Linked DNA regions of Mus musculus: all the other regions are linked to region 1. Evidence: chromatin loops called from intact Hi-C (ENCODE). Cell type or tissue: left cerebral cortex. All regions are shown on one strand.

Region 1 (8,000 bases):
AGGAGGAAGTACTGGGAAGAGGGGGGAATAATGTTAATTAATAATTAATTAATTAATTAATTAATCAAGAAGAACCCTTCCATAGAATAAAAGAGAACTGTTGGGCCTGGAGTTGCAGGCCTGTAATCCAAACTATTCAGGAGACCAAGCAGGAAGACATCAAGGCCTTTTGGCCAACTAACTGTGAGAGACACTTTGAGAGTCTCAAAATCAAAACTAGGCTCAGCAGGTAAAGGCGCTCACCACCAAGCCTGCTGATCTGAGTTTGCTACCTGAGCCCACATAACTAAATGGAGAGAACAGGTCATCTCTGATCTCCACACACCTTCTGTGGAATGCACACACTCACACACACACACACACACACAAATATATAACTTACAAAATTTTAAATAGAAAATAAAAGAAGCTTGGGATGTAGGTCAAGAGTAGAACAGCCTACGATCTGTGACTACTTTGGTACAGCGACCACAGAAGCTGAACCACTCACCATCCATTATGTGACCGTTAACATTTGCTGGATTGGGACCAAATGAAGCCAATGTGTACATTTAAGTACAATTGTGGTAAATTAGAAGATTTGGACAGAAAGGGGAGAGAGGCACTGGTAGGCTTAGTTTAAGACCAAGAAATCTGGAAGTCTTTTTCCTTCAGATTTTCAACTGAACGCTGAATAAGGAACTCTGGCCAGTGGGAATTCTATGAGTACCTTCATTCTGTGTGTTCAGTCAGCCTTTCTCAAAAGCCAGAGAGTTTCAGTGCTACTAAGTACCCAGCTCGTGTTGTTGCTACTGTGGCAGCCAGGGCTCGCATCCCAGCACAGAGCAGGATCTATGGCGGTCTGCAGGACTTCCCATAGAAGTTCCCTGTGTGGATCTTGGCAAGAGAGGACTTTATTAAGAACCTTCCTACTCTTTTAAGCTTGTGTCCTTTTCCTATTAAAACCCTAGAGTCCAGCATTCATTAACTAGCTTTCTCCACCTCGATTACACACCAGTGTTCTCACACATGGAGGACGTAATGGCTTTCCTGTTTCCGTCCTGGGCGACAGTTTGCACACTGGTGCTCCTTCCGCCTTTTCGGTCTTGCATGTATTAAAGCAGATCGTCTTCCACAGTTAACTACAGTGAAAGGTTTGGACAGGCTTTCCCCCCCAACCCCCCACCCCTCCATAACTGGAAACTATGAGGCAGATCCTGTTTATAGATGTGTAACCTCCAAAGCAGCTGATATGCTGTGGTCCTTAGAGACTCAGAGCTGGTTTCCCAGCAGTGGCAGCGGCAGCGGCGCTCTAAATCTGAAAGCCCCTGTGAGCCCTGCAGGCAGACGGGAGCCCTGTGCAGCTTTCCCAGGGCTGCACCAGACTGCAAAGGTGTGGCTTCAGAGCTTCCACACCGCACTCGGGATGACAAGATCTCAGAGCTGTGACTTCAGTAAAAATTGGGGCCGTCTTCTTTCTGCATTAAATATCCTTTAAAATCTGTTTTCCAGAAGAATTTTTCCACTCTAATATGTAACCTAAATGCATCTATATATCTTCCTTTCAGTATTTGCTCAAAATCTCTTATCACAGTCCAGAAATCCTTTTTACAAAGTTGTTCCATAGCCAGTATGCTCGGCAACTTGCTTAAAAAACAGAACCAAAACCTTTTTCCCCTAAAACAAGTACAAACTTTACCTAGAAATATATATATATATGCATTTTTGAAGCTTAGTTTTTATTTTTTTAATCTCGATTTGTATGCCAAATAATTTTATTTTTCTTTTCTAAAGTGACTACTTATAAAGCTTTGTTTATAGCCTCTGTATCTTTCATGATTTATTTCGTTGGTTTTTATTGGTTTCTCTTTGTTTAGTTTGCCTTGGGGACAAGCCCAGATTCCCCAACAGGGATATTAGTTGATAGAAACCATTGAAACCAGAAGTGGACAGCCTGAAGCACTCCCTAGCCAGTTTTTGCTAAAAGAGGCAACATTAATGAACCATGGTTTACTTAACAAATAGCAGACTCTCAGTAAACCTGTGTGTGTGTGTGTGTGTGTGTGTGTGTGTGTGTGTGTGTGTGTGTGTGTCACCCATCCACACATATACATACGTATTGGGACAAGAGGTCCGTGTTGAATATTTTCTGTGATCACTGCACCACACCTTGTCTTTTGAGACAGGGTCTCTCACTGAACCTGACACTAGACTGGCTATCCAGGGAGCTTCGAGGATCCACCTGTCTTGGTCTCCCCTCTGCCCATTGCCAGGATTGCAGAGGGGGCCACCATGTCCACCTCCACCCACAACTCTCGGGTCCCCTTGCTCATGCAGTGTGAGCTTTTCTGGCTGAGCAGTCCCCACAGACCCAGACGTTTTCTTTCTAGTCCTGGGGATTGTATTCAGGTCTTCCTTTTAAAAGTCTCTCTTTCTTTGGATGCTTTATAGTTAATGCTGATAGTTAAATGCTAAAGAAGACAGACATTAGAGTTTGTTATGAATCAAAGAAACTAAACGGCAACAAAATGTTTTAAAGTTGTCCAACAATTGTAGGGAATAGGAATATAAAAGAGTTGACATCTTTAAGAACTCTGGCCAGCTATTCTCAAGTTGTTGAAACAATAAGTCTGGGAGAGAAAGGTTAAAGAGATATGTTTGAGTACTGAATGGCACTGGGTCTTCTGTGTTCTGCTAGTTATTTTGCATTTAATTGCAATTTAAGACCGGCTCAAAGGGTAGTGGCACTTATGGGTAGAGGCAATTTGGCACAGGTCTGATGACCAGAATTCAGTGTCCAGATCCCACCAGGTGACCAGAGAAAATCCACTCCAAGAGTTGTCCTCTGACCTCCACACACACGCCATGGCAGACGGACCAAGGAGTCTAACGCGTGCGCGAGTCAGGGGCTCGTCCGAAAGCCGCCGTGGCGCAATGAAGGTGAAGGGCCCCGCCCGGGGGCCCGAGGTGGGATCCCGAGGCCTCTCCAGTCCGCCGAGGGCGCACCACCGGCCCGTCTCGCCCGCCGCGCCGGGGAGGTGGAGCACGAGCGTACGCGTTAGGACCCGAAAGATGGTGAACTATGCCTGGGCAGAGCGAAGCCAGAGGAAACTCTGGTGGAGGTCCGTAGCGGTCCTGACGTGCAAATCGGTCGTCCGACCTGGGTATAGGGGCGAAAGACTAATCGAACCATCTAGTAGCTGGTTCCCTCCGAAGTTTCCCTCAGGATAGCTGGCGCTCTCGCTCTTTTCCCGACGTACGCAGTTTTATCCGGTAAAGCGAATGATTAGAGGTCTTGGGGCCGAAACGATCTCAACCTATTCTCAAACTTTAAATGGGTAAGAAGCCCGGCTCGCTGGCGTGGAGCCGGGCGTGGAATGCGAGTGCCTAGTGGGCCACTTTTGGTAAGCAGAACTGGCGCTGCGGGATGAACCGACAGACAGACGGACACACACACTAAATTTAGAAGTAACTTAATATTTGAAGAGAGCTCCATGTACTGTTGTCCTTGTGGGATATCCCAGAGATTTGCATTTACCTGTCCCTCATCCATCCCCACCAAGATGGCAAACTCAGGCTTAAGACCCAAGGGAAGCAAAGCCCTTCCTCTTTTAAGGCGAATGCTTGCAAGGCCCATGGGAAAAGCCAAACTTGCTCATTAGCCAGAGGTCGCTTGCTGAGCCACTTACTTTTAGAGTGGTATTTCTCCCCCCTCCATCTATGTATTTGGCAGGGAGAGTGGAAAAGACTGAATGGTCTCTCAGTGTGTGAGGATGTTATGTCATCCTGTCCAGGGGCTACTTACTCATTCTTGCTCCTGCTCCTGGCCTGTCTGACTTACTCCTTTTACCTCCTCCTCCTCCTCTTCCTGCACTTCTTTCTCTGTTTTCTTTCATCTTAACCTCCTTATTACACGTAAACCAAGTGAAGCCATGTCTAGAGTATGAGTTAAGTTACTAGGAAACAATCACATATTGTGATACTAACTCATCTATAAAGATACAATTTACAGATACAGAGAATTTCAAAACAAAGGGAACAGAAACCAGGATCTGTTAGTGCCTGGCTTAGGGCTGATTGCCTCTGCACTATAAGGGGGTGGGGGTGGGGAAGTATTTGAACTGTTAGCTTCTTAGGCTGACACTCATGAGCATGAGGATTCTGGGGGCCTGAACTGGAGCCCAGAATTCTTCATTTCTAGTCAGCTCTACAGGCAATTCCAAGATGGCAGCCTTCAGACCTCACTTTGAAGGCGGGGTGTTGTGTTGTCTCTTAGGCCCCTACTGTGTAGAACTCTTGGTCCTAGTCTTCCTTTAACCACATGGCTCTGGGCAAAAACTATGCTTCCTGTAAGTGCACTGTTTTGTCCTCCCTGTGAATAACTGGGGAGGATATCTGTGAGTCATCTTGCCTCTAAAACTGTAGCCAGTAATTTCGATCAGAGTTAAAAATACCTCCCTTTATCACTGGTGAGCAGAATTCTGTCTGCTTTAACTCTCGCCATATGCCTCTCTGCCTCGGTACATATGCTCCCTCTGTTCCGAGTTCTTAGATGTTTTGCATCCTCCTGAGAGAGTGTGTGGTGCAAAATCAGAACTCCAGCTGTCCCTTTCCTTTTTGATACGTACGCACCGACATCAGCATCTACCCAGGGCTTCTGGCGGCCCGTCCAACGTCAGTTCTCCATTTTGCTGTATCTCCCTTCCATTACAAAGTCTCATCTGACTTGTGGAGTTGCGACAGTCACCCACTTGCTCCTGACAAGCTTTTGAGGTTCCTTCCACCCACTTAGTTGGGCCTTTGAGTGCAAGGCTGGTCGGGGTACGCTTACGTAAGTTTGTTTGCAGATTCCCATTGGGTCTCTCAAGGTCACAGACAGCCGTCTTTTGAATTTTGTATCCTTTGAAAGAATAGGCACTCAGACACTAGTATTCAGCAGCAAGACCTTAGGAAGAGTAAGAAGTTCACACACATGTGCTCTCCCATTCTGAGCACACCGCACACACCCGAATTCACTTCCCAAACAGTGACGCATGCCATGTTTAGGAAAAAGACTGCAATTTTTTTTAAACCTTTTAACCCCTGTTGTAATCTGTGAAGCAGAAATGCTTTCACCTCACTTGAATCTCTTAGGACAACCACCAGATTCAAAGAGAAGCTGTCAACAAGAAAATGTTTAGTCGCACGTGCCTGGATGTGGCCTTCAGGGAACTTATAGCATACAATCAGCTTAAGAAAATATGTTTTCAGATGTATAGAGTTTACACAACTGAAGAAGAAGAAAGTAATATTAAAGGTAGGTGAATTGCAAGGCAAGCTTCATTTCTACTATGATACCTTAGAACAGAAATAAAACAGCAAGGTGAATTCATGAAGAGTTACAACACAGGTTAGGAACACCTAGTTTCTTATATTTTGACTCTAAAATAGAATTCGGATAGTTTGATGGCCAACTTAAAGTATTGCTTTTACCAACAGTATTAAGTTATTCTTTTTTTTTTTTTCTTTTGGTTTTTTGAGACAGGGTTTCTCTGTGTAGCCCTGGCTGTTCTGGAACTCACTTTGTAGACCAGGCTGGCCTCGAACTCAGAAATCTGCCTGCCTCTGCCTCCCGAGTGCTGGGATTAAAGGTGTGCACCACCACGTTATTCTTATCTGTAGAATTGAGGAGTTTTTTAAGATGCTGTATTTTATATGCTGGTTTAATAACCATTTTGTCTCAGCATTTTAAGATACACACATAATATTGAGGGGTATAAATATTTAGTCTCACTCCCCAACTTAAAAAAAAAAGAAAGTAAATTTTCAGTCTCCAAATATATTGGAAAATAAGATCTTACAGAAATGTGATTTTTCACTGTAATCTTGATATTATCTTTAGTATCAACTTATGTGTAAAAACCTGTTGAATAATCCAGAGCAAATACAGAAATTTGTCTAAATTTTTCTCCAGCTTGAGTCTAAGACATAGAACAGTGACTAATACATGGGAGGGGGGGATGTTTTAATTCTGTGTTGCTGCATAACAAACCATTCTAAAGCCTAATGACATAAAGCAACCGTAGTTTATTATTTACTGAATGGGACCAGCTAGATGGCTCATGACCACATAGTACGCTAAGCTCTGGCATTGTGTTGATATTTCAGTTGATGCTAAAACATAACAGAATGACCCCTCATCATCCAAGGTCTCTCTTCCCTAACCCCTCAGCCATCCACAGTCTAGGACAGATTTTGTTACAGCACAGTATCTGGCTTCTGAGAGGCCAGAAATTGAAGTACCCAGACTATTTCCAGGCTTAAACTTGGAAGCTGTAGAAAGATTCCGCACACACACACACACACACACACACACACACCACTTTCTCTGTTGGTCAAAATGATCACAAATCCAGGCTACATTCAAGATGAAAAATCTTTACTCCTCCACAGGATGACATACAAGGATCTTTAATTTATTATAATTTACTTGGTAAACTTTTATTAGGTAGTCATATGAATATTGCCTTAGAAAATTTTTGTGTCCTTAATTAAACTGAAATGGTATTTGTTATCATTTTGTAGAAGAATTTACATTGTACCTCATGGAAAAACAAGGGATATTGTAAAATGTCAGCAAAAGAATGGTAGATTTTTTTTTAATCTTTGGATTGTTACTAGAACCATATCACTTTTAGTAATGAAAACCCCACATAAGTGTATGAAATCAGAACCTTCTGGGTTTTTTTCTTTCCTGTGAAGTTCTATGATTTTTATGAGATTATATGAATTCCCAAAACATTAGACATATTTTTGAACAAAAATAAGACCATGGAGAGCCCCAATTTTTCAGGTAGGGTAACTGCCAATTTATAATTCCTTCACATTGTTGGTCTCCTAACCTTATGGTTCAGTGGGAAAAGCTGCTTGTTGCCAAGTCTGGCCTGAGTTCAGTCCCTGGAACTCACAAGGTAGGGAAGAGAACTGACTCCAGAGTTGCCCTTTGACCTCTCCATGCGTGCTGTGGCATTTGCATACCCACGTTGTCCACAAGGATGATGTGGAGGGGTCTTTCTTTTTATTAAAGTACAATACACTTACAGAGCGTGGTAGCTCACACCCCTGAGAAGAAAGAAAAGGAGGAACTGAAGGAGAAAGAAAGACAGAAAAGTAGTCAACAAAAAAGGAGGGGGACAACAGGCATGGTGGTGCCCACCTTTAATCCAGGCACTTGAGACTCAGAGGAGGAGGAGGATGTCTGTGAGTTCAAGGACAGCCTCAGCCTGCTGTATACTGAGTTCTTGATCAGCTGGGACCCCTGAAAGAAACCCTGTCACCAAAGAGGAGGGAGGAATATTGCCCACTTCCTGTTGTTACGCCCGATACCTGAGGCTTGGACAAGGCAGGGGCTTATTTGGGATCGTGACTGGGTGGTCTGCAGCTGTGCAGCTAGGTCTGATGAGGAGAGAGAACATGCAGAAAAGAGAGCGGTGCAAGATGCATGCAACAGTTACTAAGCCGCGCCCGCCCGTGAGAGAAGACTTGAATCCATTTGTAAAGGCTCTTTCCCGTATAATCCAAACACCCTCCCCTCATTCCCATCCTGACGCAGAGGAAGCAGGGCTCCAATGCATGAACTAAAACAATGGTGGATGCACAAAACCATCTGTAGCAAAAGTTCCCTCAGAGAAGAAGAGTGGCTTGGGGAGATGGGAGCAAGACATTCAGACTTTACAATGTGAGAAATTAAGTTCACCACCAAAGCGATTAAGTGTCCCAACCCTTAGCTTTATGGGCTCTTTTAATGTTCCTCGCTGCTGAAGTATGCTAGCCATTGTTCTTAAAGCTCTCACTCCTAGCTTAGGGCAGCCGGGAGCAGACTGTGGCTGTGACTTTCCCTGGGTCCTTTCATAAAGGGCTTCTCAAAGTTTACTGACCATGAACATCTGTCATGGAGTATCAGTGTGTCGATGCCTTAGACTCCTTCATGGGCGTTTTCAGTTTAATAGTGGGAAGTTTTTATGGTTTGGATCTGAAATGGA
Region 2 (8,000 bases), 210 kb before region 1:
ACTCACTCTGTAGACCAGGCTGGCCTCAGAAATCCGCCTGCCTCTGCCTCCCAAGTGCTGGGATTAAAGGTGTGTGCCACCACAGCCCGGCCCATCACAATTATTCTTAACCTGCTTGTCAAGTGAGATGAGCTATTAGGCTGAATTTTGGCCTACTTAGCTTACAGATGCAGCTCCCACTCAAACTCGGGCCTTTAGTTATATATTTCTTTGGAAGGAATTTGAAATATAGCTCCGAGAAAACTGGCTTTTATTAGTTACCCAAGTATTTGGTCCACAGTTCTGTTAGATAGTAGACCAATTATATTCTGATTAAAATCAGATAATATGATTTCAAAAAGTTAAGAGTAGTATTCCAGAAATCACCGAAGCTGAATAAACAGTAGGACTCTAGCATAAAACTATCCATTTTTATAAATTTCATTATTTTCATTCACTGGGAATTTTTATCTATTTCTTAAATTTAATTACAGTGACTCTAGACATTTAGAATAGTTTCCATTCAGAATTTAAACAATTCACATGTTTCACATGTGTAGATGGTGTACTTTGTCCATGTCCACTTCACCCTCGTTACACTGCTTCCACTCCCTTCCACTCTTGTTAAACAGGTTCTTCCCAGTGAGCTGCCCTCCCACTTCCATGGAGGATAGCTTCTTTTATTTCTCTCTCCCTTCACCCCCCTCTTTTTTTAACCCTTCAAAATGGCCAGATTTCTTGAGAAGGGTTATGCTGAGGTGGCAGGATTCTGTGTCAGTTGCTTTGTATGTCAAACACTATGTTGTTGAAATCCAGGTCATGTTCAGTTCTTAGTTCCATTGTGTGTTATGCCCTAGATATGTCTTGGAGTAAGCCTGTGTTGTAATTGGTAATTCTTTTGTTAAAATGGAACATTTTGTAAGACTTTTGTCTTAATGAGAGAACTTGATTACCATTTTAAAGTGAGTTAACTGCTGGTGATCATAGAAATGTCCATAATTATTTTAGTATAACAATTAATACAAATATAAATGTATGCAGTAATACAGCAGCTGATTATCTTTAGTCTAGATAGTTTCCCAATAATGACACAGAGAGACCAAGATTGATTTAATCAAGCTTTACTGAAGTACTTGGGCAGCCACTGATCTATTTTAATCTTCTAAGCTAACCTGGCACCTCCCTGCCAAAACCCCTGAGATCCTTACATTTTAGTTCTGGTTTGACTCTCTGGGCTTTAGATGTATTTTCCCATGATCTATCCTCTTGCCCTTGCCTCAATCTGTTTTATGTTCTCTCTCTCTCTTCCTCTTCCCCTAGCTGGCGGAAGTTCCACCTTATTTTCTCTTCCCTCAGCCATTGGCTGATCCACTTTTATTGACAAGACAGAGAATAAATGGTAAGCATTGTTTACACAAACTTGAGACAGGAAACGAGATAAGCATTACAATGCTGTGTGCAAATTGAAAGAACATGGGGACAGAGAAGGTATCATGTAATACAGGATAATCTTTACACAGCACGCAAAACAGTATCCTGTCCTTTTGTTTTTGTTTTTAAATTTGCTCATGAATTTATGCCACCTTGACATAAAACTCACTTGGAAGAGTTCCAGCATGGAAGAAAATGTTAAAAACTTCAATATATAATATATTTTGTATTACTTTTCAAGGTAAAAGTTTCCTGGGCACTTTGTTTTTTTTTGAGACTACTGATAGTATATGTTCATTTTTTTCCAAAAATTCTAGTTTATATTGTTCTTATGTGTATGGATGTTTTGTCTATATGTATATTTATTCACCATGTGTGCAGTGTCCATGGAGGCCAGAAGAGGGCGTGAGAATATCCTGGCCTCACACTCATGACCTCCTGCCGTTGCTTCAGAGTAGTAGGATTGTAGGCACATGCCCAGCTTGTTTTATGCTTCTTCTGATCCTTTTGGTTTTAACACTAGGAATTCTAATATTTTATCTTTCCATTAGCATAATGAATGGTGCCCAGGCATAACCACTTTTCCCCATCCCTACCTTACTTCACTGCTGTCTCTGAGCCGAGTTTCTCACCCGTGTCTTGATTGAATGCTCATCTTGAGTTTGCTTGAGATGTAGTATCCCATGCTGTGCATGCTGGGTATGTGTCTTGCTTTTGGTATCAGAGCTTCTTCACCTTCATGCATAGTCTCTTTATTCTATTTTTTCTTTCTTCACTTCCTGTTCTCCTTTAACTGTGACTTTTCTGTTTTTTCCCTTAACTTGTTGGTCCTCCCCACAGTCTCCCTCTGCCACTTGCCTGATGCTGCATTCCTCCTTAGCTTGTATAACAGTGCTGCCCAACCTCCTCCTCCTCCTTCTCCTCCTCCTCCTCCTCCTCCTCCTCCTCTTCCTCGTTCTCCTCCTTCTTTCTCTCTCTCTTTTTTCCTCTCTTTCTCTTTCCCTCCCTCCCTCCTTCTCCTTATTAAATGCCTCCTGGGAAACACCCATCACTGTACTGGCATCAGTGTACGCATTGAAACAGTTTAGCTGAGTATAGAGCATGTCAGTTCCTTTGCTTCTGCTCGGGGGCTCATTGTAGAAAGCTAGTGGAAATGTAGTGTTTAGCCAGGAGGATTTCTTCCAGGCCCATGCCTCTAGTGTTTAGTGATGAGTGGATGAAATCATTGACCCCCCTTCAAACCCTGAGGATTTGTGAAGTGTGAAATGTGTTTAGTCAAAAATGCCTCGTCTTAAAACTGTGTTCATAATGACTCCTTTCTCTTGATTCAGTGACACGACTTTGAGTGAGATAAAAAACAGTGACTATATGTTACTGCCAAGGTTTTGTATGCATCCTCTGGTGACTAAATGCAATATTCTGTTACTGTCATCCTCCTGGACTCCTGGTCCAAAGCTTTTGCTGAATCTACCAGTTTTTGTGTGTAACCCTGAGGGAAGGGATGTGAGTAAAGATGCCATATGAGATGATAACTTATTGCTCTTTTTCATAAGTACCCAGAACAATGATTTATATTTTCCTCTAAAGTCTCAGTAGTAGTGACCATTGGTTCTCGTATGCTCTGACTACGATAGAAAGTCACAATGCTAATCTAAAGACTCATCTTACATGCCAAGCAATATGACTCCATGATTCTTCTTTAGTAGAGGAAATCTGCTACAGAAATAGGAAAGGAGACTGAATGTTAGCAGTCAAGTATGCACACATCAATGGTTATTGGGTAGGCCACACCAGGGACATAATCAACTATTATAATTTTGTTGTTTCTTCCTCCTTATAGCTAAGAATTTCTTTTCTTTCTTATAGTCAAACAGAAATGATGGTTTTTAGACCTTAAACTTTGATTTTAATTGTTAATGCCGTTTTGGTGGAACTCATCCTACTTCCATGAAGCAAGTTAGAAATTCTTGCTAGTACATTTCCTTAGGCAGTGTGAGTATGTGGTAAAGTTCCATAGAATGAAGGATATCTTCTTTGCTCACAAAAAGCTCTTGAGCTGTAGTAGAGTCCAATCTTGTCTTGGGCTGATGCTACAGTCCAGCCTTGGTTAAAAATGTCATTGCGACTCGAGTAGTTTGCAGGAATGTTCTAGTGTGTATATATGCTCACGTAGAGTTGAGAATTGTGTGTAAGCTGTTCCTTTGAGCAAGCCCTGTACCAGGTCTGTCAACCTGTGAGCCACAGTATAGCTTGCTGCTTCGCTATTTCCTTGACAGATGGCCATTCTTCTCTGGTCTTTCATGGTGGTGATTGGAGCTTACCAGCTCTTTCTGGAGATGAATCTTCCTAGAGACTACATAGGTATGACTTACCTTTTCCCTTTTATGTGGAGGAAAGTGTTAGAGGTGACAGTTCTTACGATGTGTAATTTCTCGCAGTCATTTTGATGACTAGACTTATCCACAGGTCCCAAGGGTGTTTTGGTGCAAAGTCTACTGAAGCCTGTAGATTTGGGTTTAGGGATCCTTGTTGGAATTCTCTGCTTGCATACTCCCTTGATCTTGAATCAGACAACAGCAACGACAACAAAGACAAAAGGCAGTTATTGGTACAGGCAGTTAGAAGAACATGGTGATTTTTTTCAAGACATGTAGTTAGTTTGGGGTGTTTGAGTTCGAAAGCACTAGGTTCTGGGGATCTATTGGATTTAAGATAGTTTGAGGGAAGATATTTCAGGAAACTGTTTCTGTAAACTCATTGTGTAACTGTGCTTTTAATCATAGTGTAATATAAACACAGAGTAAGCCTAGCTCTTCCTGCTGATCAGTGTGGGATAAACAAGGGTAGTATCTCAACTATCATCAGAGAGCTCTGCAGTTTCCAGAGAAAGATTTCATTTGAACTGTGTCTCAGAGCTTCACTTGTCCGGATCCTCAAAGACCTCAGATCGGAAACTGCTGTTGGTAATAAGATGAGTGCTTTTGCTCATGTCCTTCATGTAGGGAGCCATCAAGTATAGCTGAGAAGTGGACTGCTTCCAACTAGGTTGCTTATGAGAGGATGTGGAAGCAGTGGAGGTGGAGATGGGCACATTGCAGAGGCAGGATTATCTGTTTGCTTACTGGTTAACATAGAAGGACTTTGGAAGGAGTTACATAACCTGGGTGATGTATAGGCTGAAGGAGTAGATTAGCAGAATGTTAGTTACATAGATGGCTAAGAACTAATTTTTCCACTTTTTTTTTAAAGGGACAAATGAAAATGTTTAAGAAAACTTGCCTAGCAGTGGTGGCACACGCCTTTAATCCCAGCACTTGGGAGGCAGAGGCCAGCCTGGTCTACAGAGTGAGTTCCAGGACAGCCAGGGCTACACAGAGAAACCCTGTCTCGAAAAAACAAAACAAAACAAAACAAAAAAAAGAATACTTGCTGGCAATAGACTGGAAGTTTTCAACACCGTGGATCTCTTATTATCCGGTTGACTATAAGATATATGTTCTTTCTTTGTCATTTTTGTTTGTTTGCTTGTGTTGTTTGGTGGTGGTGGTGTGTATGTTTGAGACTAGGTCTCACACTGTATTCCAGCCTGGTGTGAAGCTCACCATGTCCCCACCCAGGTTTGCTTTGAACTTGTGGCAGTCTTTCTGCCTGAGTTGATTACCCCCCACCCCCTTCCCCAGGCACATCATTCTTTTCTTGCTTTGAGTTCATAAATGTGAATATTGTTAAATATCTTAAAAGTTCATTGTATTCAATTGTTGTAGACTCTAGTACTATTTATATGAGATACCATCTTATAATTATCCTTCATTTTTTTTATTTTATTGTACTGATTGAGTACATCGAAATCCCTTTGTGTATTTGTTTATGTTTACCTTAAACTATAGTATATATGACTCTCATCATATTCCATAATCCCAAATTTTTATTTTTTATATTTTTTTGTTTTTTTGAGACAGGGTTTCTCTGTATAGCCCTGGCTGTCCTGGAATTCACTCTGTAGACCAGGCTGGCCACGAACGAAGAAATCTGCCTGCCTCTGCCTCCCAAGTTCTGGGATTAAAGGTGTGCGACACCACATCCGGCTATAATCCCAAATTTATGGTCTGATACTGTTGAGCTTTTTAACTCCCAAATCACTGAGTATTTGATTTAAAATGTATATTAGATGTATCTCTCTTAAGTAGAGGAGTGTAGACTGGAATGCACAATATCAAATGTTCTGTCTCTGATATGACAAGTACTAAGTTATGAATATTGCTTCAGTTTATATATATATATATATATATATATATATATGCGCACGTGTGTGTATGTGCACGCATACACACATGCTCAGATACTAGCCTGTATTTGTTCTTAGGGATTGTGGATCATAAGAGAGTTTGAAGCCGACTGAACTAGAAGGGTAGAAGGTGTTTGATGTGAAGGGGATTAGACATTTATTGCTAGAATTGCTAATGAAACTTAATGTAGAGTTTTAGACATGGTTTTGTAAGGGAGTACAAATATGACCTTCAGATGCCAGTGCAAGTAGTTAGAGTTTAATATAGTAGTAACATTCACTCACTTAAAACAAACATATAGCCTGGCGTGGTGGCCCATGCCTTTAATCCCAGAACTTGGGAGGCAGAGGCAGGTGGATTTCTGAGTTCGAGGCCAGCCTGGTCTACAGAGTGAGTTCCAGGACAGTCAGGGCTACACAGAGAAACCCTGTTTCAAAAAACAAACAAAAAACAAAAAAACAAAACAAACATATAGCACCATGAATAGTTTTCATGTGCAAGTGCTGCACAGATCAAGTCGTCCTGTACGTAGGCACAGAGGGTGTTTAGCTTTATATTCTCACCACCTTTCTGGTGTTAATCCTAGACATGCCAGTGAGATGGTCCTAGTCCCATTCCAGTCTCATGGCTCCTGACTTGGCTTCTTGGTCTCATCTAGCACTGACAGGCTGTGTCTACATTCTTGCCTCTCAGACAGGCAGGTGTTTGTTGTTTATTTTAAATAATAATAATAACAACAACAGCAATCAATGTCCAAATGAAGGAAGGAACAACTTGGCACTGTATTTCAAGTACCTTAAAATTCATCTCCATTTTTTTTTTAAGTTAGAGACCTTTTCTAGAAAGTAACTAGAGAGACGAGTAAAGGTAGTTATTTTTGCATTAATTAGAATGAAAAAGTAGACATAGATAACAATGATGAGGGTGTAGTAAATGAATTAAAGTATGATTATATAGAAGCACTATGATGTCATTACATAGTAATGACTTTAATAACTTTTCAAGTTATAGGAAAATGCTTCTACAGAATTTTTTTTAAGAAACTAAGAACTACAAATTGACTTCCTTCTCTGAAACACTGGGAATCAGAAGTATTTTGAATGTCTGAATATTGGGACTTAATCTGCATATACACAATGAGATCCACATCTAACCACAAAAGCCAAATATATATATATATATATATGCATATATATATGTGTGTGTGTGTGTGTATACATATATACACACATACATACATACATATACATATATATTATACAATAGAATGAATATAATTTTATACATTAGTTTTGGTGTAGCTGTGTATTGACCACTACATGTCATGTAAGATAAGGTGTGGAGTTGTCCACTTAGGACATTATAGTGGCACTAAGAAATTAGACTTTATAATGGCACTAAGAAATTAGACTTACAACATTCAGGTTAGGCATGCAGAACCTGTAGATCAGTGGTTTGCAACCTTCCTAATGCTGCCGCCCCTTAATACAGTGCCTCATGTTGTGATGACCCCTATTCCTGTTGCTACGTCATAAGTGCAACTTTGCTACTCTTAGGAGTCAAAATGTAAATATCTGATAAGCAGATGGTCTTAGGTGACCCCTGTGAAAGGTTGTTTTACACCTAAAGGAACCAGGACCCACAGGTTGAGAACAGCTGCTGCAGATTGTGCATCTGTGACATTAGTGGTCCGCTCAGGTTAGTGGTATTGTAAGAGCTCTTTGTTATTCTCAACACTTTCTAAAAGCATATAATTACAAGATGCTATACTAAACTGTTAAGACATGAAACAGGAAAATTAGCAGAGATAAGGTCATTTCTATGAGTGTCCCCCAAACACCTAACCATGAACGACAGAAGCTTCAGTTGAAATCTGTTTCAGCCTTTCCCGAATAGCTTTCTGTAAAGCCCCTTAACTTTGTCAAGAAGTACAGAAGTTTTCTATAATTTAGTGTCCAGAGTCCTTGGTGAGGGGTCATTTAAGTTGTTCTGTAGCCATATATATAGAATCCACATTTTTAATAAATTCTTGAGGGTAATTTGTTCTGGTGCAGGGAAGGGTAGCCTGCTGCTCTTGGAGAAAAACTGCTGTAGCTGAAGCTACTATAGATAGATCCCAATGTTTTCTTTCACTGGGAACTCGGACCTGCCAAGGTAGGAGAGGTATGAGAGGAGTGCCTTGGCCCAGTGGTCACCTGGCAGGATGTTCATCAGATCCTAAAGTGCATGGCATGCCCAGATACTGTTGGAGCCTAAGATGCTGCGTTTCATGAGCCCCGCAGGTCTCTGTCTGAAACACCCACC
Region 3 (8,000 bases), 120 kb after region 1:
TTCTCTTTCATTGGGAATGCAGTTCTTTCTCGTTGGGGAAACTGAAGGGCGAACTGACTCTTCTCTGTCCTATTCCTCATCCCCCGCCCGCCACAGGAAGTTCGAAGCCTCTGCACTGGGCCAAACCTATCTATGAACTGGATCTAGATGACCCAGGGAACAATGGCTTTCTCAATGAGGACTTCATTGTGTGGATGCGGACGGCTGCCTTTCCCACTTTCAAAAAACTGTACCGCCGACTGAAGCGCGTGCACGCCTTCGCTGAAGGCTTACCTGCTGGTAACTACAGTTTGAGCATCTCCTACAGTATCCTCCTATGCCACGCCCCTTCCTCCGAGTGAAGGCAAAATCTGGCTACTAGTTGTAGAATTCTTTTATTCTGTGTGTGTCCTCCCAGCAGATAGGTGGAACACTGTGAAACAGCTTGTCTTGTAGGAATGCCCGCGAGGGGAAAGCACCGCCCCTTCCATTCAGGGGGCTGGGGGTGGGGCTTGGGACTGAGGTGTCAGGGGAAAAGGTGCAAATTTTGATAGATTACACTACTGTATTTTGGAACCCTCCCAAGAAAAGGAGCCCCAAAGAAGTGATGACTGGGTACATTACATACTGGTTTTAAAAGGAGTTATCAATTGTGGAAGAACACCTGAGGGTTGGTGTGACCAAATTTGTTTGTGCAGATTCCTGATGGCAACAATATTTCTTCCTTACTTCTTTGTTTAAATTCCTTTTTTCCTTCCTTCCCTTTCTTTTTTCCTTCCTTTTTCTTCCTTCCTTCTTTTCTTTCCTTTCCTTTTCTTTCTTTCTTTCGTTCTTTCTTTCTTTCCTTCCTTCCTTCCTTCCTTCCTTACTTCCTTCTTTTTTTTCTTTCTTTTTTTTTTTTTGTGACAGAGTCTCACTATGTAACCCTGGCTGTCCTAGAACTCCCTCTGTAGACCAGGCTGGCCCTAACCTCTTGCCTCTGTCTCCCAAGTGCTAAGATTAAAGATGTTTATCCCCACACCTGACTGAAAGTCTGTCTTCACATGTCTGAGGCCATTTGTCATCTCCCGCTACATTTTCAGGAGAGAGTGGAAGGGGAGTGTGTCCTCCTTGTCCTTAATGACTTTCAAATACCTTCAGCCAAAACAGTGTGCAGAAGTGGCAAATACAGGGTCCACTATCAAATATCATCATGTAACTGTGTCCGGATTAGATACTTAATATGTCTTTTGGTGTTTTGTTTTGTTTTTTTAAGGACCAGCAGCCAGTAGCACTGTCAGGTATGGTTAAATAGAGGAATAATTTGTCCTCAAGAAAGACCAATAAATGGTAGAGCCTAGACATCTAAAGCATTGGGGTAAGGCACTGTCGTATAGAGTGGAATGAGATGAGGGAGTTAAGAAATTAGAGGGGAGGGGATAGTAAGAGTACACTTGGAGGGTAGACTGGAATAGCAGAAACTGACAGAGACGATAGAACTTTTAGACAGAAGTGTGTTAGAGCGAAGGAAACCCATCTCCCCCGCTTACCACCCCAGGAAGGGTGAAGCTTCTGTCCGTGGCCAACCCTACCTATGAACCAGATACAGACGAGCCAGCAAGCAATGGCTTGCTCGATGAAGACTTCACTGTGTGGCTACGGACAGCTTGGCTCAGGCCCTGCCAGGAATGCTGTGAGCTGTGCGCTCCACATGTGTACTCTTCCTCTCTTCGGATCAGAGCCAGCCAGTGGGAGTTGATGTCTTAGTAACAGACATATGGGCCAAGTTAGGAGACATATGTTTGAATAACAGATTGTGATTTTTTTTCCCTTCAAATTCAAAAATACAAATGTGACTCTTGATTTAAAAAAAAAAAAACGTAGATTTAACTATAAAGTGTAACTAAGCCTTATCTTTAAGAAGTTATAAATTTACACGTAATTTATATTAACTGTGGTCTTCAGAGCTCATGTCTCCAAAGCAGGTAGATTTCTTAGGCAGGCTCACACTCAGCTTTGAATCAGCCACCCAGTTAAGCACGCGCACCTCTTACAGCATGCCAGGGTTACTGGCTGAGATTGTTCTAGAGGACACCCAGCAGGCCAGAGCTGCTCCACACGGACTGTTCACTTGTGTAGTCTCCCTAGCTCCCAGTGAGGTTGAATGAGAAACTCCTGTTTCTCTTTTCCCCCAGGACTGAGCAAATGTTCTTCCCCTAAACTCTCTCCCTAGTCCCGGGATAGAAAACCACAGTGTGAAATTTCTTCTCTCTCTCCTCCATTTCTTCTCTCTCCTAGAGCAGGTTTGTAGAACTCTCCAATGGGAAAGTAGAGCTGCTCCTCTGTGGGATCCCTGCTGACTGACATCCCTGTCCTATCCACCTTTGCTTTCTCTTGCAGTGGTTGCTTTAAAACAGGGATAGAACGTTGCCTGGTGACTGTCTCTCAAGTTGAATCTCCTGACCCCACAGACCTGTGTCGACCATAACAGTAAAGTAGAGGAGAGATGGCACAGACTGAACAATGCTGCCCTCTCCCTTGGCTGTAATGAGTCTGGGATGGGAATGACGAAAGGAAGCCATACCCTAAAAGCGATACACTGTTTCTATTCTCCTCTCTGGACATGCTAAGTCTCCTCCATGATTCTGCTAACAGCCACACTTGGCCGCTGATTGGAAGCTGATTGTACACAGCTTCAATGCTGAGTGTCACCCCCTGCTTGCACTCCCCCTGTGTGATGGCTTAAGAAGTAAACCTGGCCTGCAGCATCACTCTCTCCTACTGGAAGGGAAAAGGGGGGGTCTGGAGGTGAGGATAGGACTCTTTCAGCTGATCTAGGAGAGAACACAGGTAAGGCAGCACTGGAAGATAAAAGACCAAGTGATAATGAAGGGAGAGAGAGAGAGAGAGAGAGAGAGAGAGAGAGAGAGAGAGAGAGAGAGAGAGAGGTTTGTTCCTAACATAGTTCCTTGTGCCTTTAAATAGTTCATTGCCAAGAGATTGGAAGCCCTTTAAGGGCTTGGCTGGGAAATGCCTCTGTCGTCTGTGTTGCTATGAGAAGGCTTTGTTTGTTTATTAGTTTCATTTACAAAAGGCACCAGATGTTCAAAACCCTCAGGCCACAAGCCCCATGAAGATGATATCATTACAATGCTACATAGCAAGCCCACTTCAAACACTTTCTCACAGGCAACAGGACACTGACTTTTCAAAACCATGACAAGCACCCTGCTTTTAGATTTAGAGTTCTCACCAAAAAATGTTTCTGTGTTCATCCTGAGGCTTTATTTATTGTTCTTACTCCTCGGAAGGAATTTTCTCTGTTGAAGGGACTCAAGCCTTATCCAGTTAAGGAACTTGGCCTTTTCTGAGTCTTCTGGTTCACGAATAAAGCCTCAGGTTTGCTGTGAACGAACGCTGTCTCTATCCTTTGTGCTACCTTGGACTCATCAAAGGGAATTAGATTATCTGTTCACTAGCCAGCTATTGACAAGTCACCCAGATCTATTTGTGTCCACATCTTCTCTCTACACTACAGCTATGTTGAAGAGAGCCTTGTTATGACTAATTTTATTCTAGCAAGATAGAGTTTTATTTGACTGCGTGGAAACACATGAAACAGAATAATCACCTGGGTTGGTTTTCTTTTGTCTGTGAAAAAGATCAATTTTATATAACTTAATTTAGTGTGTTTGCATATGCTATGGTATAAATGACAAATACTGAGCCAGGTCCTTAACAGATCTTCTTAGACTTTCCAGTAACCATGTTCCAAGGAGAAAAGTCCATTGTCCTTTCCACTCTGACATGGATCGGGGGAGGAGGCCTTTTCTTGGGGCTGACTTACACAGTGACGGGGGCACTGACGCTGTTGGCCTCTTTTGCCATCCTGACGATTCACTTGATGCTGAAAAGGAGTAAACTGAATTTCCTGTAGAGGTGGTGTCCAGATTTAAAGAGAAGAAGAGCAGAAGGCAGCAGCAGACAATGGAGTGATAGACCCAAAGATCCCTGGCAAAGCTTGAAGAGTTCCTGAGCCACCTCAAGGAGGAGTGCTGGATTGATGGAATCCAATATAATCCTAACTACAAGGATAAATGACGAGGTTCCCAGAGTGTGTGTGGGGGGGGGGGGAGGAGGAGCAAATAAAAAAATATATGTACAGTAAAATGTTCTTGGAATAAAGATGAGAAATGTTTTTGAACTCTAGACCAAGTGTTAAGAATCAGTTTGGAGTCCTTGTACCTCAGAGTGGGTGAGTTCCCTGGGGGTCTGCTCTCAAGGCAAGAGCAAGTGAGCCAAAACTGAGTCCTTTTAGCCATCCAGTCAGGCTCAGGCTGGTGGCTGGCTGGATGACGTTATAGACTTCCAAAGACCAACTGTTGAGCTGAGCAACAGAACTGAGTCACAACCAACTTCTTCTGTTTAGACCAAGCAGTGCTTAGCCACCTCCCGAGTATCCAAACTAAAATACACCAAAAAAGCAAGTTTCTTTCATGTTACCCAAGATAAAAAGCATTAGGAGTGAGACCTCCGCTATCATGGGTCACATGCACGCTCCCAGGAAGGGCCTGTCCCAGTCAGCACTGCCCCACGGCCACAGCGTCCATGTGGCTAAAGTGAAGAAATGGATTTACAAACTGGTCTGACTCCCTCCCAAATAGGTGTGAGCCTGAGGAACTCTCACGGTGTGGCACGGGTCTGTCTTGTGACTGGTAGTAAAATCTTAAGAATCCTGAAGTCCAAAGGCCTTCCCCCCCCCACCCCCCACCCCCGCCCCCGATCTCCCAGGGGACCTCGACCGTTTGACTAAGAAAGCAGTTCCGGCCTGAAAGCATCTTGAGAAGAACAGAGACGATAAGAATGCTAAATGCACCTGACTCTGACAGAAAGCAGAATTCACTGGTTGGCCACTACAGGACTAAAGTGGGTAGGTACTCCCACCCAACTGGAAATGTGAGTTGTCCACAGCCTCTGCTCTAGTGACATAAACTCTCTAGTGTACACGATAAAATAATTTTTGAGTAAAAGAAAAAGCATCAGGAATGACTGATTCTTCAAACTGTATTGAGCCAGTTGAGGACACAAACTGATACTAAAACGACACTATCTGGAATACAAATGATAGCTGGCCGCAAACCCACTCTCAGTCCAGGCTGGCCTTGAACTCATACTCCTCCTCCTTCAGGATCCCTGTGCTAAGACTGCAAGCCCGAGCTACCACACTAGTTACATTACTTATTCACCCCCTTGTGACGGGTGACCGAACACCTGGCAAGAAGCAATTTAGAAAACGGTCCTGATGGTGCACCATCTTTAATCCCAGCAGTGAGGAGGCAGAGTCAAGTGGATCACTGTGAGTTTGAGGCCAGCCTGGTCTACATAGTTCTAGGGCAGCCAGACTTAAAAAGAAAAAAGAAGATGAAGCAGCAGCAGCAACTTTTTTTTTTGGCGGGGGGGGGGGGGGAGAGGGGGGCGGCGGTATTTTGGTTTAGAGTTCCATCATGACAGGGAAGGCTTGACTGTAGGATTCAAATAGTAAGACGTCCATGACAAGACTGGTGTGACGGTTAATACTGGCAGGTAACGTCTTGGAACTTAGACTTGCTTAAGAGCCGGAGCCGGAGCCGGAGCCGGAGCCGGAGCCGGAGCCGGAGCCGGAGCCGGAGCCGGAGCCGGAGCCGGAGCCGGAGCCGGAGCCGGAGCCGGAGCCGGAGCGAGCCGGAGGCAGCTGGCCACATCACATCCATCAGGAGTCAGAAATCAGAGAGAAAGATGCATGCTGGTACTCAGCTGGCTTTTGCCATTGGTGTAGTCTGGGACTCCAGCCCCTGGAATGGTGTTTCCCACATTTATTTTGGATCTTCCTCCTCAATTTGAAGTAGATAATTCCTCACAGCTATTCCCGGAAGTTCGTCTCTTGAGCAAGTCTAAGTCCCAATACGTTACCTGTCAGTATTAACCGTCACACCAATCTTAACATGGATGTCTTACTATTTGAATCCTACCCATAAATATAAAAGATGTAAAAGAATAAACGTGTTATTCTAAGCCCAGAGCGAGCGGCAGTAGATCACCATACCAGCATTTGGCAAGGCTGTAGTCAGTAGTTGTTTCTGGTGCTCGTGTGCCCTGTCCAGAAGACAGCCAGGAGAAGCGCACCACTTCAGTCATACCCACTAACTTCTGACCTTGTGTTCCTGGTCCTTTGGCCCACAACCCTCCTTACAGTGCTAATTAGGAAAGGCAAATACAACCGTTGTGTCTCAAACTCATAAGGATATAAGGTATAAAGATGCTGTATCAGACAGGGATCTGGAGATAAAACAGGAAAAATTTGGTGTGTGTGTGTGTTAGGTTGGTAAATAAACATTTACTTTTTAAATTTGGCTTGTGTGATTGTTAGGAACTCTACATTCTAATAAATGAGTCCTGCTCAAGAAAGGGGTTGCAGTTAAAGGCCAAAGAGTATTCTTCTGGGTAGAGTTACTCTGTAGACAAGACTCTAAGGGTCCCTGGTGAGCGCTCCGTCTTGCTTAGGGCTTCACACACTTCGTAGGACAATCTGCTTTGTGAAGAGTCCACACTAGTCTTATGTCAACTTGATGTACAACCTAGAGTCATCTGAAAGGAGGGAATCTCAATTGAGGAAATGTCTCCATAAGATCCAGCTGTAAGACATTTTCTTAATCAGCGACTGATGGGGGAAGGCCTAACCCACTGTAGGTAGTTCCATCCCTGGGCTGCTGCTCCTGAGTTCTATTTTAAAAAAAGAAAGAGAGAGAGAGAGAGAGAGAGAGAGAGAGAGAGAGAGAGAGAGAGAGAGAGAGAGAGAGAGAGAGAGAGAGGGAGAGGGAGGGAGGGAGGGAGGGAGGGAGGAAGGAAGGAAGGAAGGAAGGAAGGAAGGAAGGAAGGAAGGAAGGAAGGAAGAAACAGGCTGAGCAAGTAGGCCAGTAAGCAGCATCCTCTATGGCCTCTGCATCAGTTCCTGCCTCCAGATTCTTACCCTGTTTAAGTTCCTGTTCTGACCTCCTTCGATGATGAATCACTAATCCTAAGACACTATACAAAAACACAGTTTTATCCACAAAAATTATGCCTTTTTCTTGCTTTTTCCAGAGCCAATACCCCAAAGCAGTTTGTCCCCACAGAACTCTCACCCTGGGATAGTCTGGAAGTCCTCCTTATTCACATCAATTTCCCCAGTAGTGAGAAACTAGAATTATCTGACTTCTGTTGTCTCCCATTCATTCCACACCCCCAACCCACATCCCTACATTATGACCGACTCTCCTCTTCTGCAGGTTTTTAAATTCTTCATGTACGTGTCAGGATCTCACTGTGTTGCCCAGCCTGTCTTTATTGTGTATGCTCAAATGATCCTCCTGCCTCAGCCTCCTCAGTGTTGGAACCACAGGTGTCTGCCACAGTGTCTAGCTTATCCTGAAATTACCGTGAAGCATTTAGTGAAAGCTTGGGACAACTGCTGCTCTAACCTGTCCCCAGTCCTAGCAACAGCGCTGAGAACAGAAGGAGAAACTCACGAGAGACCAAGAGAGAAGAAACAAACTGAAAAATCAGAGAGTTGTGTGTGTGTGTGTGTGTGTGTGTATGTGTGTGTGTATGTGTGTGTGCGTGTTCGTGTGCGTGCGTGTGTGTGTGTGTGTGTGTGTATGTGTGTGTGTATGTGTGTGTGCGTGTTCGTGTGCGTGCGTGTGTGTGTGTGTGTGTGTGTGTGTATGTGTGTGTGTATGTGTGTGTGCGTGTTCGTGTGCGTGTGTGTGTGTGTGTGTGTGTGTTTGCAGGGGAGGGGAGGGGGCTACACAAGAGCTTATGAAGAGGAGCTTAGGACTGTTTGAAAACTAAGATCTTTAAGGTCTTTCTATTTTGGTGTGTATTTCACGTTCAGGGTCAGCAGTGTTAGGAATAGAACCAAATGGGTGGAGTTACGGGTGAATGACAATGTAGAATTGGGCTGGGGATGTAGCTGAGTTGTTGCTGGTGTTCAGGTGATCTGTCCTAGGTCTAAGAAGGTCTGATTG

What was found. A loop is a pair of places that touch in the nucleus more often than their neighbours do. Peaks named below come from ENCODE experiments on the same cell type or tissue, not always from the same donor. Only the 100,000 strongest peaks of a DNase experiment are listed, where the experiment ranks them.
Region 2: it touches region 1 in a loop (2.4-fold over the local background); 7 of 42 quality-filtered maps call a loop at or near these places.
Region 3: it touches region 1 in a loop (9-fold over the local background); 2 of 42 quality-filtered maps call a loop at or near these places.

The regions. Positions count from the first base shown.
Region 1 is chr16:57,386,528-57,394,527 of GRCm38, reverse strand. The region is part of intron 1 of Cmss1 (cms small ribosomal subunit 1); the gene reads left to right. All of the region lies in intron 1 of Filip1l (filamin A interacting protein 1-like), which reads right to left. Among named protein-coding and RNA genes, the nearest start is that of Filip1l, 37 kb to the right of the region's middle. In left cerebral cortex, no CTCF peak of the experiment used is centred here; DNase peaks (open chromatin) are centred at 1,035, 1,292 and 4,503; H3K4me3 peaks cover 300 bases; H3K27ac peaks cover 1,874 bases.
Region 2 is chr16:57,594,003-57,602,002 of GRCm38, reverse strand. The region is part of intron 1 of Cmss1 (cms small ribosomal subunit 1); the gene reads left to right. Among named protein-coding and RNA genes, the nearest start is that of Cmss1, 8.9 kb to the left of the region's middle. In left cerebral cortex, no CTCF peak of the experiment used is centred here; a DNase peak (open chromatin) is centred at 4,432.
Region 3 is chr16:57,262,305-57,270,304 of GRCm38, reverse strand. Tmem30c (transmembrane protein 30C) reads left to right here. Exons shown (of 8, transcript NM_027651.1): 7 at 97-306; 8 at 3,711-4,166. The coding sequence ends at 3,895. Among named protein-coding and RNA genes, the nearest start is that of Gm26800, 13 kb to the left of the region's middle. In left cerebral cortex, no CTCF peak of the experiment used is centred here; DNase peaks (open chromatin) are centred at 1,681, 1,996 and 3,130; H3K27ac peaks cover 344 bases.